2 separate regions of the Homo sapiens genome follow, and region 2 is linked to region 1. The links are chromatin loops, found by intact Hi-C in ENCODE. Cell type or tissue: ascending aorta. All regions are shown on one strand.

Region 1 (8,000 bases):
TTCTGACTCTTTTTCAAACTCACCAGCATGGCCTCGCCTCCAAGCTTCACTCATTCTGTTGGGTGCCCAAGCACCGTCCACCCATTTCCACCTGCCCAATGCCTGACACTCCTTCCTGGCATTCTGCCCTGGCAATTGTGCCCTGAGCCTGGAGCCCCTGCTGGCTGGCAGTGACTTCTCCTGGTTCTGAACACCCTCCGTGTCTAACTGACCATGTCCCTAGCCGCTGTGCACCATTGCCCTGGGATCCAGAAGCAGGCGGGCCTTCCTCCTCTCCAGTGGGTCCCTAACTCTCGGGTCAGGCCATGGCAGGTGAATGCAGGCTGCCTTCTGCCCAGAACCCTGTTTTGTCTCTGTTTTGAGGGGACCCTATGCCCATGTGGTCTCTGGGTGGTCCAGTCCAGCCTGGGGTCCCCTGCCCCTTGCTGTGCCCTGTTCTCTAACACCTGCAGGATCAGCACTCAGTACCTGCCCTGTCTGTCCCTCCCTGCCACTCAATAGCACCAGACAGGAAGTCTGAATGAGTCGCTTTATTCCCCAAGCCTTGATATACCCCTCTGTCCCAGGGCATAGAAAAAGGCAGTGGCAATTATTTTGCAAAACACGTCTTGATGTGCCTGTTAGGCACACAAGCTCTGGAGCCTGCGTGCTAGGTTCTGATCTTCCCCCTGCTACTGATAAGGGGCCATTGGTGATGGGGCAAACCTCTCTGTGCCTTAGTTTCCTCATCGGTAAACTGACAGTAATTATAGTGTTTATTATAATATAATATAGTACTTATTATAAAATTGTTGCAAGGACTAAATGAGTTGATATTTGTAAGGCCTTTAGAATTATGCCTGGCCCATAGCAATCATTACATAAATGTTAGTTATTATCATTTTAAAACCAAGGGGTAAGAGTTAGGCTCACACTGGGAGGCATAGAGACTGAGAGGAGTGGAGATCACTAAATGATCTAACTAATCACAGGGAGAGAGAAATGATAACTAGAATTGATATAATCACTGTGTGCCAAGCATGGTCCTAAGTGCTTTACAAATATCATTTAATTCTTAGAACAGTTTTACTGTTGATGCACTATAATAACCCCAGTTTACAGCTGAGGAAACTAAGACAGAGAAAGGTCACACCTCTCACCTGTGATCACACAATCTAGAAACACCCATGGCTCTGAGGAAACCCTGACCCCAAGCCACCTTCTGCACAACACTATCCACTTTCATTCCTTCATTTATTGCAATGCTCATTAATGGAGCCCAATAAGCCCGACCCACTGTGAGCCTGGGCTGTACAGAAGAATTAGACAGGGAACGCCCTCTGGGGGTTCACAGACTAGTGACTCTGGTCATATGGTACCACATGGAGAAGTAAGAGGAGGTCACCAGACAGACTGGAGAGGGAAGGGGAAGGCCTTCCAGGAAAAGCTCACTTGTGCAAAAGCCCTGTGGCACCTGATAGCTTCTTGTGTTGTCAAGGGAACATGGAGGATAGGCAGTGAGACCCTCCGTAAGTACATATTCCATTTCCAAGGATTCTGATGTGAGTCTAGGGGTGGCCTGGGAGCCATGAATTCTACACATTCCTCAGGAGATGCTGATTGCAGGATCCATGGACCACACTGGGAGCACAAGGAGCCTTTGAGGCATCCTGTATCAGGAGGAACATGATCAGATTCAGGTGTCAGGCAGCCCAGAGTGACACAGTGGGGGAGCAGGAGACAGGCCTGGGGTAAGTGAGGAAGTGGAACTGGTGCAGGGGTCCAGGGGGCAGGGCCTGAACCCAGGCAATGCCCATGAGGTCAGAGAACAGGAGCGATTTGGAAGGTATTGAAGGAATGTAATCAACAGCTCCTGGTGACTATTTGGATAATAGGAAAAGGAAGAAGGAAAGGGTCAGGAACAGGTCCAGGTTTAAGGCTGGAACACAGGCAGTGGGTGTCCATCCTGGTGACCAGCAGGTAGAAGGATGTGCCTGCCAGTGTCACACAGGGTGCCAGGTGAAGGCCATGTCACCTGCTGGCCACGGTGCCCTCCCCACCCATCTCTGAACCCCAGACCCCACCTCTCCCCAGCATGGCCCAGTCCGGAACACGCCATGTCCTGGAGACAGCCCGTGGTGAATGTTGTCTGGGGGAATCCAGGTGAGTCCATTGGCTGTAGATGTGATGTCAGGAGGCCACGTGTGAGAAGACAGCCCTCAGGAAAGCAAAGGAAGACAGAGGCGCCAGCCTCCCTCACCTGTCTCCACCTGCAGGTTTACAGGAGCCGCTGTCTCCATATGTGAAGGGGCCTACTTTGTGGCTCAGCTGCTGGCCATCTGCTTCCAGTAAGTAGTTTCCAGAGAGACCCCTCCATTGTCCACCCCAGCCCCAGACACCACAGATGTCTCCACCCAAGAGCCCACAACCAGGGGATGTCCTGCTCCTGAAGCCACTGTGGACAGGAGCCCCCCACCGAGGTACAATCAGCCTGGCCTGGAGGTGGGCACAGGCCCAAGGGGCTCCATTGCCTTCTTTGCCCTGGTCCCAACCAAGAGAACCAACTGACACAGTCATTCAGGGCCTGTCCTTGCCCAGAATCCCCAGAAAAGTCCAGCTCCCCCTCACCAGGAGCAGCCAGTCACTGGGCCCCAGTGTCTGAGCCATCTGCCATGGGGTGAGGACCCTGCAGAAGGCCCAGCTGGGAGTGAGCAGACCTGGGTTTGGGAACTGGCTCTGTCTCTTCCTAGGGCCCGGGGGCAAGTCAGGGGCAGTATGTCTCTACACCCCTTCGTGGGGCAGGAGTGCAGACCCTGCAGGATCTCGTGAGGCCCTTGCTGCTTCCCAGCCTACACTCAGTATGTGGAAGCTGTTATCGGTGAGACCGAGGACTGCGGCTCTCAGAACCTAGACACTGGTCCCTGGGTGGTCAGTGAGAGAGCCAGTCTTCAGATCCAGATGTCCCAGCACCTTGCAAGGCCACTGGCTGCCTCTCAGGCTCACCAGCCCTAAGGCAGAAAGCTTTCCCCTTTCTGCTGAATTCCACTGCCAAGCTGTGCTTGAAACTTCAGCTGGGGAGAAGGCTGGGGAGGAATGGACCCTGGATGGACTCCACCGCACCCTGCCACCACACACACGCAGGAATGGGCACCAGGGGGCACCAGTGAGCCATGGCAGTCCAGCCTGCGAGCATAAGAGAGCAGTGCTTTGGGCCACCTGGACAGCCTGAGCACTCCCTCAAAGCTAGAGGGGCAGGATGTGGCTGTGTAGAGCCCCAGCTCTAGGCCAATTCAGAGGATGGAGGCGCTGGGTCTAAAGGCAGGCACTTGCCCCCTGTGAAACATGGAGGCAGCGCCCCTGAAGGAAGCTGCTCAGCATCAGGCTTCTGCCAGGGCTATGTGTGGTCCCTGTGTATACAGTTAGAAAAGAAGCCCTTCTGGGCCAACACTGTACTGTGCCTAAGCAAGGCTGGGTGAACAGGGCACAGCTGGGTGCCAGCCTGCTCACTCACCTGGCCAAGCCTCTTATGCAGTGCACTACAAGCACAACTGTCCCAGGCAGGTGGCTCCCAAACTGCACACTTTCTCTGCATTAGTGCAGACTTCCCAGTGAGCCCTGAGCCTCCAGCTGTCTTCCTCACTAACTCATGCAGCATCCTGAGAACATTTAACTTGCTTCCCCTTCGACCAGAAAAACAGGTCTGGGCAGCCTTTCAAAAACTTGTGGACCCTCTAGAGGGACTCAGGCAAATCCACTCATTGTGGAACCCACACCAAGGACCGCTAGGGCTTTCTGTTCAGCCAGGGCCCACTGCAGAGCATGCCCACAGCAGGGCCTGGCCCAGACTCCATGGCATCCAGTCTTGCTGGGGTTTTCCTGGGACACATTATGCTAACCTGGACTCCCTCTCCCCAGGTGTCAACCAGGGTCCCTGGCAGACAGAGTAAGGGAGAAAGCCCACTGGCTGGGCTGCTTCCAGAAGTTCCTGGCCTACCTGCTGCTGTCGGTGGCCTGCTTCCTCCACCCGGTCCTGGTCTGGCACGTGACCATCCCAGGTAAGAGCACAGGGGTAGAGATATGCAGCCCCAGCACAGGTGGACTCTGAGCAGGAGGAGCTGAGCCCCTCAAAGTCTAGCTCCAGTGGTGGCTCCAGGGACCTTACCTGCCCCACTGCCCTCTCTGACCTAGAGGGTGGACATGAGGAATCATCGGAATGCCAGACATACTCCATGCTGATCAAATGGCAGGAATGTCCCAAGAAGTGCATCCTTCCTTCACAGAGCCGTACAGAAGTGGAACCGCAAAGGGGACCTCACCTTTCCTCCCACTGACCATGTGTGGTCTGAGCTTCCCAAGGGTGTGACATGGCCACTTCCCTGCCCAAACCCTTCTGAATCTCCCCAGTGCCTACTCATTCAGGTCCAAACTCCTCAGCCTGGTTTGAAAGGCACTTCAGGGTGGGACCCCAGAAAATCTTCACAGCCTCATCTCCTACTTCCACTTCACGGGTGCATACCACTGGCCAGCTGGTTTCTGGTCAGAGAACCCAGGATTTCTTGCTCCCACCTTTTCAGTTTCATCCACGACCTTTTCTGCTAGTGTCCTTCTCCTCTCTGCTCCCTATCTGTGAAAACTGTGCCCCCTCCTCATGAACCCATCTACAATACAGGGAAGACAGCCCTCCAGGGAGACCATGTTGAAAAGCAGAGCCTCCATCCTTCCTGCCATTTAGCATCCCCATCCCAGCCTCCAAGTGGACCCCCAAATCTGATGTGGGGTGTGAGGACAAGCCAGGCAAGAGGGCCAGGGCCACAGGGGCCTGTGAATGGCCACACAGCGCCGGGTTGCAGGAGCTCTGCTGCACGACATGCTTGCAAGGACTCCGGATTTTTTCCGTGACTCCTCTAGAGCCCTGACCTCTGGCTCTTTTCCAGGCTCCATGCTCATCATCACCGGCCTGGCCTACTTCCTTCTGAGCAAGCGGAAGAAGAGGAAAGCTGCCCCCGAGGTGCTGGCCTCCCCAGAGCAGTACACAGACCCCTCTAGCAGCGCTGTGAGCACCACCGGCTCTGGGGACACAGAGCAAACCTACACTTTCCATGGGGCCCTCAAGGAGGGGCCCAGCTCCCTTTTCATCCACATGAAGAGTATCCTGAAGGGGACTAAGAAGCCCAGTGCCCTCCAGCCCCCCAACACCCTGATGGAGCTGAGCCTGGAGCCAGCCGACTCCCTGGCCAAGAAGAAGCAGGTGCACTTTGAAGACAACTTGGTCCGCATAGTCCCCTCCCTCGCCGAAGGTCTGGATGATGGGGACAGTGAGCCAGAGGAGACCACCTCTGACACGACACCCATCATTCCCCCTCCCCAGGCCCCACTCTTCCTGTCATCTCTTACAGCCACCGGCCTGTTCTGAGCGCTTGCTCCAGCCTGGAGGACGCTCAGTGAGGGGTCTACCTAGCTCAATGGCCCTCCCTGGAGTTTCAGGGTCTTCTCTGGTCAGCTTTTCAAGGGGTAACCAGACACCCCCACACTGGCTGGGCCCCTGAGGCCATCAGGAGGTGTGACTGGCCAGCATTTCTGGAGAGGCCTCGAGGGAGGCACAAACAAGGCTCACGCCACCTCAAGCCAGCACAAGCTCCTTCCTCCTGGCCACAGGTGGGGAAACCCTTATGCTTCCCCAACAAGACCATCACTGCCACTGCGCACGAGGCTGCAGGTGCCATTGACTCAGCCCAGAAGGGACAGAGGATGTCTGCCCAGCAAAAGCCTCTGGGCTTTTCTTACTCCCAACCCAGGGCACAACACTCAGTGAGGAACCTATGGTCCACCCATCTCTGCAGGCCCAGGGAAGTGTCAGTAACTTAAGCATCTCTAAGGCAGAGAAGGTGGCTGTGGGTCTTGACCAACCAAGACTGCTCAGGGTCGGGAGGGGAGGCTGCAGGCCTCTGGTGGGAGCAGCCGGGCCGTGGGCCACATTCTCTGCATGCTCTAGGGCTGGGGCTGAGCTGCTCAGGAAAACAATGCCGCTCTGTGCTCACTGTGGGAAAGCCAGGCCAGATGAGCAAAGCTCATTCCAGAAACATGGCTGGGGACTTCCAGCCTCCTTACCACATGGCCTTTCCAAGATTCCAGGTTGATGATGCAAACTGAACGCAGTGAATGCCAGGGCCCAGAAGGCAATGTCTGCTGTGGGCAGGACCACAGAGGCTGCCCAGGGGTGGCACAGCACAGAGAAGTGTCAGTGCCGTGTTTAGGCACTTGGTAGCAGAATAGGTGATAAATATAAATGTCTTCAAAATGAAAGGAAGTGAGGGGGGAAGAAGAGGAGGGAAAATGGGAGGATAGGAGGAAGTGGGCAGGCAGGCAAGTTCTCTGCCATGGGGCCACGGAAGTGACAGTTAACCCAGAAGGAACAAAGACATCTGAATCAGATATTCCTTTGTAAATCTGTAAAGGATTTGCAATATAGGCTTTACTTCTAAAAATTGTTGTCGGGTCCATGAGGCTGTTGCCAGGAAGAGCACACACACCATTCTTCATGGCAACTGCAGTGAGGGAGCAGTCAGGAGGAAGAGTCCTGTGGCTTCTCAGTCCCTGTGGAGGCTAACGCAAAGCTCTGTAGAACAAGCCTTAGAGTGCATGCTCTATGGTCTAATGAGAAACTTGTGTTTGTGCTTGCACACGTTTCAATGTTCCCTACAGGATATTTTACAAAGGTATGAAAATAATGGCCAACCAGAAGCTAGTATCAGTTTGGGGCCTAAATGCAGCAGGTGTTCCTGATAAGCAGATAAGCAGAGCTCTTCCTGCAGTAGCCCAGGTCTCACCAAATGACAAATGGCTAATCAAGACACTCCTGCAAGCCCTTGATGGTGAGAGCTGCAGAGCTGTTTCTTCAGCTGCCATCAAGGCAGGACCTCAGGACCTGACTGTCTACAGTCAGGGAATAGTGAACAATATGGGATATGGGTATAGGTAGGTGGTAGACAAGGATCGTGCCCCATGGCTGATGGGCCGGGTGTCTCAGGCAGGCCCCCTGTGCACAGAAAGAGCCTAAGTGCAGAGAAGCCAGGCATCTTTCCCCTGTCAACTGTGGAAGGGGAATGTGATGGCCACAGACACCCTCATGGCACAGACATGGCCAGCCTCTGACGTTCCTCTGCATCAGAGTAGTTCTGTCCTCGAAGCCCCAGTCAGCAGAGCTGGATGACCAGATCGCAAGAAGCAAACCAGAAAGTGTGATGGCAGAGATGTCAGATCCCGTTTAATAAACACTTCAGTAAACCCAAGTGTGGAGTGTTGTTTTGGGTGTGTTTTAGAGATGTGTGTTGGGAGCACCCTTTTGGAGGTGTCTTAGTGTGTGCCGGGAGTTCCAGTGATGATGCGATGGAATTCTGAGGCACATAGGCTTCCTGGAGATTGTCATCAGTTAAGAGAGTGTCTGCTGGTGTGCAGCATTACAGGACAATTATGATCTTACCTAGGTTAGTAAAGTTCTCAAACACTCTTATGGCTACAAAACAAAAACAAAAAGCTGGAGTGAGATCATTAAATAGGCCAGAATTCTCACCCATCAGTGGACCAAGCAAGAAAGTGGCATCTTCCTCATAAGCAGATGAGCACCACGTGTCTCCATTGATTCTCAGCCTGTGACCTCTATGACCACATCCTTGTCCAGAAGAATCCCTGCAAAGCAGATGTTGTAATGATCTGCATCCTTGCCAAGAAGCAAAGACTAGAAGGACTGGCCCTGCCATGATCCCCCTCCCTACCTCAGCAGAGAGGGGAGCATTTTGTATATGAAGAACAGAGTGACAGGAAGAAGAAAGAGCACCAGGCTGAGCACCATTCGACCTCCACTAATACACGTCTGACCTTGTTCAAGCCCCTTCGCATCTCTGGCTCAGGTTCCCCTATTAAGTGCAAATCACAGCAGTAACTCAACAAGACATGGGCAAGTGCTTTTCAGAACTACAAACAAGTCACTGTGATTGCACTACATCCCTATCCCTACGGGGGAC
Region 2 (8,000 bases), 250 kb after region 1:
TGTTGAAAAAGGAAATTGCCATGCTAAAACTGCAAATTGGACATACTAAAACATCAGCACCAGGAGAAGGAAAATAAATACTTTGAGGACATTAAGATTTTAAGAGAAAAGAATGCTGAACTTCAAATGACCCTAAAACTGAAAGAGAAAACATTAACAAAAAGGGCACCTCAGTATAGTGGGCAGCTTAAAGTTCTGATAGCTAAGAACACAATGCTCACTTCTAAATTGAAGGAAAAACAAGACAAAGAAATACTGGAGAAAGAAATTGAATCATACCATTCTAGACTAGCTTCTGCTATACAAGACCAAGATAAAGTGTGACATCAAGAAAAAACCAAGAACTTGCTTTCCACAGTGCTCATTTGCAAGGAAAAATGAATGTTGATGTGAATAATATATAACAATGAGAAGCTTCATCAACCACTTTCTGAAGCTCAAAGGGAATCCAAAAGTCTAAAAATTAATTTCAATTATGCAGGAGACGCTCAAAGAGAAAATACATAGGTTTTAGAACATGCACAAAGAGACCTAAGTGAAACATAGTGTCAAATGAAGAAAGCTGAACACATGTATCAAAACAAACAAGATAATGTGACCAAGCACACTGAACAGCAGGAGTCTGGAGCAGAAATTATTTCAACTACAAAGCAAAAACATGTGGCTTCCACAGCAATTAGTTCAGGTGCATAAGAAAGCTGATAACAAAAGCAAGATAATAATATTCAGTTTTGAGAGGAAAACGCAACATCACCTCCTAAAAGAGAAAAATGAGGAGATATTTAATAACTGTAACCATTTAAAATAATGTTTATACCAATATGAAAAACAGAAAGCTGAAAGAGAAGTATCAAAAAAAATAAATATTTTTCAACCTTCCTGAAAGAAAATTTAAAGTCATATTTGGCCTTAGATAAATGCTGAATCTAGTTTAATATAGATAATAAATATATTTACCATGTCAGCTTAGAAACATGGCTTATTTCCACCAAATGCAAGTTAAAGCTGAGAGATGTTTTACTTTAAGACATTGTGTCACTTATGAAATTTTAAGAATTTAAGTTAAAGGTTTTTAATAGATTAACATTAATGACATTGGCTTATACTGCTGAAATAAAGGTTTTTTTTTTTTTTTTTTTTTTTTTGAGACGGAGTCTCGCTCTGTCGCCCAGGCCGGACTGTGGACTGCAGTGGCGCAATCTCGGCTCAGTGCAAGCTCCGCTTCCCGGGTTCACGCCATTCTCCTGCCTCAGCCTCCCGAGTAGCTGGGACTACAGGCGCCCGCCACCGCGCCCGGCTAATTTTTTGTATTTTTAGTAGAGACGGGGTTTCACCTTGTTAGCCAGGATGGTCTCGATCTCCTGACCTCATGATCCACCCGCCTCGGCCTCCCAAAGTGCTGGGATTACAGGCGTGAGCCACCGCACCCGGCCAATAAAGGTTTTAATATCTCTTTGTGGCCACATTTTATGACCACGATGAAACAGATAAATGGGAATGCCCATATCAGCAATGAGTATTTTGAAATTGATTCAACAATTTACTTTGACAGTTAATTCTAAATTTTCCAGAGGAACTGAAGTGTATTTGAAGTATATTTTGAAGTGTACATTTCTGCATCTTGTAATACTACTTTTTCAGTAACTTTTTGTATATTTTAGTTGGTAGAATTTTATTTTCATTTATGTCAATTTGACTTAAATCTGAACATATCTGAATCTCAAATTATGTATTGTTATGACAACTTAATTTTTTAAAGCCATCTGTGTTTTATTAAATAATAGCTTAGGACAAATGTAGTGGATTTTAGCAATATCAAATTTGATTTAATCATCCCACTGGTATTTATAATTTACTTTGAATATTGTTACAAATAATTTGCTCATAATTTCTATTTCAAGGCTCAAAGACTGTCATGTGGATAGAACTTTGTCCCAGAGAAAGATCATTGTAGCTATCTGTGATTTATTAGCTTTGCATTGGATCCCCATTTTTCAATTCATGGGGGGTGGCAGGGTTCATGTATAGTACAAAAAAAGTGAGTAGAGGAGAGAAACTTAGCAGCTGCGGTCAGGAGGGATGTGGAGACCAGGTTACCTAGGGCCTCTAAAGCCTTTGAAACAAAAATACTTTTATTCTGAGATAGAAACCTGTTGGAAAAATTTCACCAGGTGATTGAGTATGTGAGGAACTTTGATGTTGATTTGTGCTTCAATAAAAAAGAAGGAAAGCATTCCACAGCATAGAATTTACCACCACTAGTCCTGCCCACATATTTTCTTGAGACTTCAGTAAGTTGTGAAGCATTACAGATTCATTAGGGGACAAATGACTAGTGGGATGAATCTGGTGTCTAGTAAGAGAGTACCAGTTTGGCAGGAAGATAATACCTTCTTGTGTCCTTAAGTGGATTCAGTAATAAGCAGGAATGTGTACACATAAAGAAAATAAGCTGAACCAATATATTTGGTGATATTTTTGAAAGTAAATATTGTTAATTTGATAAGGTGATTTACAAATCAATAACAAACATGTCAGGTCACTGTGAGACAACTTCAAAAAAAATTGGCTGATCTCAATAAACAATGTGTGTCTGAGGCTTCACTAGAAGCTGCATCACATTACCACATTAATCTCAAAGTTGAGGTACAGGATTTAATGAAAAAATGATTTCGAATTGAAAGTCAAGTATGTATTAAAAGTAACATGCCAACAGTGAATCTATAGCTGGTGAAATTATATAAATTGTTTTATGATACTAATCTCCATGGGGAGACTTCTTTTATATGTTCATTATAATTAGTTGTATTACAATTTTATTATCATTATAATGTGCTTATTTTTAAAACTGTGGCTATAATTCTGCAATGTTTTTCTTATGATTAAAAATTTTCTCATAATATCTGCCCTCAAGAAGGTTAAAAATTATACATCATTTATCCCACAAGTTGAGAGACTATTCTTCGGATAAACAGTATTTTTCAGTGATTTATGTTGCCATGGTGAGGCAAGCGTTATTTAATCAGAGAAGAATGTTTAATGGAATATTCCAGAAAATTATCTGTCTGAGAGGCTGCCTTAAATACTTCCTAAAATGCTTGCTGAAAAGTCCGGCAAGATGAATATGACTTGGAGGCTGGGTGGCAGGCCGGTTTTTTGGAGGCCGGCCTAGAGCCTGCCTGCATGGGAGTCTGGTCGAATGACAAGTCTTCTGGCAGGGGGAGAGGCTTGCTGGAACGCTGATCGAAATGCTGGCTGCATGGAAGGCCGGTCTTCAGGCTGGCTGGCTGGCTAGGAGGCTGACATAGAGGCTTGCTGGGAGATTTGCCAAGAACCCGGGTGAGAGGCGGCCGACTAGGAGGCTGGCGGAGAGTCCGTGTGAGAGGGTACCTCAAATTCTTGCTAATTTTGCTTGCTGAGGGCCTGGTAGGCTGAGTCCGGCTAAGAGCCTGGTTGTACCAGGCTCGCTTGTTAGGAGGCTGGCTACAAGATCCCGTGAAAGCCTCACGGCTCTACTCAACAAATTTCTCTAGAAAGAGGCCGGAGTGTACAAGGGCTTCACTAGACCACACTTTTTACTGATGTTGGGCCGGATGTGGTGGCGATTAAGGGCAAGGGCGAGCGGCGGGGGCTGGGGCTGGGGCTGGGGCTGGGGCTGGGGAAGGGCGAGTGAGAGGAGCGGCCTCTCTCTTAAAAGGTGGCTGCAGCCATGCAGAGGCTTTCTGCCACTGCTGTCAAGGGCGTGACAAGCCTGGAGTGCCAGAGAGCCTTCACTCAGCTGGTCTACCACCAAAGACTCTTAAGTCATCCACTATAGGGATATCAGAAAGATGCACAGAGCTGCCTCCCGGGGCCACGCCTGGAAGCTTGCAGGGGATGATGTGAAGACGAGGACCATCGACCTGAACATAAAAGATGCGAAGAAGAGGCGCCGTGCCCTGCCTGAGCTGGGGCTGCAGGAGGAGGTGACAGCTGTGGGAGGATCGCCCCTTCAGCGTGGGGTGTGGTGGGTGTCCCCGGGACAAAGGCAGCAGGTGGAAGAGTGGGTCGGCAGCGGGGCAGAAATCTTGGGCCCCGGTATCTGGGCCTTCTTCCTGGGCAGGCCCCCAGTCCTGGGATGGGGGCGCCCTGCAGGGCACAGGGACAAGGCCTGCAGGGCAGAGGGACAAGGCCACCTTAAAATCAACCTCAAACTTTGGCTGCCTTCTCCTTCACTCCCACTGAGGCTGTTGGAAACGCTGGCTGCAAGGGAGGCTGGTTTTGAGGCTGGCTAGTCAGGAGGCCGCCTAAGAGGCTCTCTAAGAGGCGTACTGGGAGGCTGGCCACGCCATTGGTGGCATGGGAGGCTGATTCTGAAGCTGGTTGGCTAAGCGGCTGGCTAACAGACTTACCTAGAGGCTGGCTGGAAGGCTGGCCAAGGCGCGGGCTGCATGGGAGGCTGGTGTACTGAAGGACTCTCTTGAAAAGTAGCATAGAGGCTTGCTGAGAGGCTGGCTCACTGGGAGGCTGGCCTAGAGCCTGTGGGAGAGGCTTTCTGTCTGAGAGGCTGCCATAAACGCTTGCTAAAAGGCCTGCTGAGATCCTGGCAGGCTGAATCTGGCTAAGAGTCGGAATGCAAGTCTGGCTTGTTAGGAGGCTGGCCTAGAAGCTGGCTGCATGGGAGGCTAACCAAGAGGCTGGCGAGGAAACTGGCAGAGTGGCAGATTGTCTGGCTGTGCAAGAGGCTTGCTGGATGGCTGTTAAAAACGCTGGCTGCATGGGAGGTTGGTCTGGAAGCTGATTGTCTGGGAGATTCGCTTAGAGACTTTCTGAAAGGCTGGATCGGAGGCTGGCTGTCTAGGAGGCTGGCCAAGAGCCTGCGGGAGAGGCTGTGTGAGAGGCTGCCTTAAATGCTTCCTAAAACGCTTGCTGAAGAGTCCGGCAAGATGAATGTGACTTGGAGGCCTGGTGGCAGGCCGGTTTTTTGGAGGCTGGCCTAGAGCCTGGCTGCATGGGAGGCTAATCAAATCACGAGTCTTCTGGCAGGGGAAGAGGGTTGCTGGAATGCTGTTCGGAATGCTGGCTGCATGGGAGGCCAGTCTTCAGGCTGGCTGGCTAGGAGGCTGACACAGAGGCTTGCTAGGAGGCTTGCCAAGAATTAGTTCAACCATCGAGGAAGGAAGTGTGTTGACTCCTCAAAGATCTAGAAGCAGAAAGACCATTGACCCAGCAATCCCATTGCTAGGTATATATCCAAAATAATATAAATCATTATATTATAAAGAGACATGCACATGTATGTTCACTGCAGCACTATTCACAACAGCAAAGACATGAAATCTACCAAAATGCCCATCAATGTTAGACTGGATAAAGAAAATTTGGTACATGTGCACGATGGACTATCATGCAGGCCTAAAAAGAAACAAGATCATGTCCTCTGCAAAGACATGGATGGAGCTGGAAGCCATGATCCTCAGAAAACTAATGCAGGAACAGAAAATCAAACAACACGTATTCTCACTTATAAGTGGGAGCTGAATGATGAGAACACACAGATCCATGAGGGGTAACAACACACAATGGGACCTGTTGTGGGGGCAGGAGGAGGGAGAGCATCAGGAAGAATAGCTAATCAATACTGGGCGTAATATCTGAGTGATGGGTTGATCTGTGCAGCAAACCACTATGACACACGTTTACCTATGTAATGAACCTGCACATCCTGTACATGGACCCCAGAACTTAAAAGCTGAAGAAAAAAAAAATAAAGAAACTTTAGTGCTGTCCAGGGATGCACACTGAACAGAAAAAATGGCCTTGTGATTTGCTTTATAATATTCCTGTAAAGATAGATGAACAGATAGATGAACAAAATGTAGGACAATCTTGATCACAGAAATTGAATAATGGGTATTTTAGTGTTACTTTTACTATTTTCTCTACTTTTGAATAGGTATACAAATTGTAATTAAAAGATAAAAATAAATATATTAATCCCTGCTTTGAAACCACATACAAACAGTACTCTGAAAAGATTCAAGCAATTTACATGGTACTATATGGATCTCCCTCGCACCTCTGTATGTAACATTTAAATATTTTGCAACTGGCCAGGCACGATGGCCCATGCCTGTAATCCCAGCACTCTGGGAGGCGAAGGCAGGTGGACCACCTGAGGTCAGGAGTTCAAGACCAGCCTGGTCAACATGGTGAAACCCTGCAGGAGAATTACTTGAGCCCGGGAGGCGGAGTCTGCAGTGAGCCAAGATGGCGCCACTGCTCCAGCCTGGGTGACAAGAGCAAGACTCCATCTCAAAAAATATAAATATAAATAAAATAAAAGATCTTCTTTCTTAAATTCTTACTTCATGTTATTAGCACCAAATCTGAAGGGCTCCATTACAGAAACTCTTTGAAATAAGAAACAAATGTATTTTTGAGAAACCACACAAGATGTAGTAATTATCATAGCTGTTAAAAGAAATGTGCTCATAAACAAATAACAGTAAAGGATTAGAGGCTTTCGGTCACACCAGGAAGTGATATTAATTATAATTCTTCTGTTAATTCTGAAAGAAAATATATAAACCTACTTCTAACAAACTTCCCATAAAACAAAACAACAACAAAACTCTTGGAGTTGAGAATGAACAGCAGAAGTTCTAGAAAAGCAGAAGTTCTAGAAGTTCTAGATAGCAAGCAACTGTGGAACACAGCGCACTGCCTTCTGCACTGCCCAGTTTCTGGCACCTGACTCACAGGTGCCAAATGGCTGCAGGATTACGACGTTGGAAGTAGTGAATATTTCCTCAATACTTGCAGTGGTTCATAGCAATGAAAAATCTAAGATTTCCTCTCTGCCTTTCAGGAGCTTTAAGGGAAGCAGCAAATACTACTAGCTTCTCACAAGTGGTTACGTTCCAAGATCCACCTAAAGCCATGAGCAGTACAAAGAGAGCCAAGCTTTTATTGTTTACAAGTAAATGATTAATAAACTGTTATTAATAAAATATTGTTTTAGCTATAATAGCCAAAATATTTTCCAATGGCCATATTATGTGAGCAAAATAACTCGACAGTCTCCTCCTTCTATGAGAAAGATGTAAGCTTGCTTGGTGGCAAGGGTCAATGATTCTATTAGGTTTAGCTGATTCTTTATCTTTTTTTGTTAGGGGCAGGGTCTTACTCAGTTGCCCAGGCTGGAGTGCAGTAGCCTCAAACTCCTGGGCTCAGGCAATCCTCCCATCTCAGCCTTCCGAGCAGCTGGGACCACAAGCACATGCCACCACACTTGGCTAATTGTTAATGCTTTTGCAGAGATGGGGCCTCACTCTGTTGCCTAGGCTGGTCTCAAACTCCTGGCCTAAAGCCATCCTCCTGCCTCGGCCTCTCAAAGTGCTGGGATTCCAGGTTTGAGTCACTGTGTCCAGCCAGGTTTAGCAGGTTCTTTTTACCATGCTCAATTTCCAAAAAAACACAGGAGGGCAGAGGTGAGGCCTCTTATGCAGATCCTTCTTCTCAGGTGTCATCTCCTCACGAATCCTAGTGACATCACAGTGGTATCTCTAATGATAAACAATGTTCACCACCTGACCTATTTTATTGCATGACTTAAAAATATAATGATTTGAAAAGTGGGAGAGACTCTTTATTGATCACTGGCTGATTTATAATCAAGTATTAGGGGAGATCAAATATCACAAAAAGTAATGAGGAGTAGAAACTTAAAATTTTCAATTTTTTCAATATATGAATTTTTAGAGACTTAAAGTAGTATAAATAGTTAAAAACTAAGTACATGAATCCTGCAAGTAACATACAAACAGTGACCTAAGTTTGTAGTTGCCAAATGAGTTGCACCTAAAACCTGGTCTTTGAAGACTCAGTGAGTGCCACGCACCCCACTTCAAATCCATAGGGATATAAAACGTCTGACACATGCTGAATATGGTAACGACATGACATAATAAGTAATTAGAAGCTCCCAAAGGGGTTCTAGCACAGAATGAGCGCTAAAT

What was found. A loop is a pair of places that touch in the nucleus more often than their neighbours do. Peaks named below come from ENCODE experiments on the same cell type or tissue, not always from the same donor. Only the 100,000 strongest peaks of a DNase experiment are listed, where the experiment ranks them.
Region 2: a loop joins it to region 1, with 3 times the contacts of the local background. A loop is called at or near these places in 1 of 110 quality-filtered maps.

Annotation. Positions count from the first base shown.
Region 1 is chr10:44,929,743-44,937,742 of GRCh38, forward strand. TMEM72 (transmembrane protein 72) reads left to right here. Exons shown (of 5, transcript NM_001123376.3): 3 at 2,256-2,327; 4 at 3,895-4,034; 5 at 4,914-7,268. The coding sequence ends at 5,392. All of the region lies in intron 1 of TMEM72-AS1 (TMEM72 antisense RNA 1), which reads right to left. Among named protein-coding and RNA genes, the nearest start is that of TMEM72, 22 kb to the left of the region's middle. RefSeq lists enhancers at 2,618-3,325, 3,326-4,032, 5,839-6,133. In ascending aorta, a CTCF peak has its summit at 3,127 (motif pointing right); DNase peaks (open chromatin) are centred at 3,149, 4,939, 5,069, 6,059 and 2 weaker places; H3K27ac peaks cover 2,135 bases.
Region 2 is chr10:45,176,691-45,184,690 of GRCh38, forward strand. It overlaps the pseudogene ANKRD30BP3. Among named protein-coding and RNA genes, the nearest start is that of MIR3156-1, 17 kb to the left of the region's middle. In ascending aorta, no CTCF peak of the experiment used is centred here; DNase peaks (open chromatin) are centred at 3,211, 4,531 and 5,031; H3K4me3 peaks cover 1,913 bases; H3K27ac peaks cover 2,743 bases.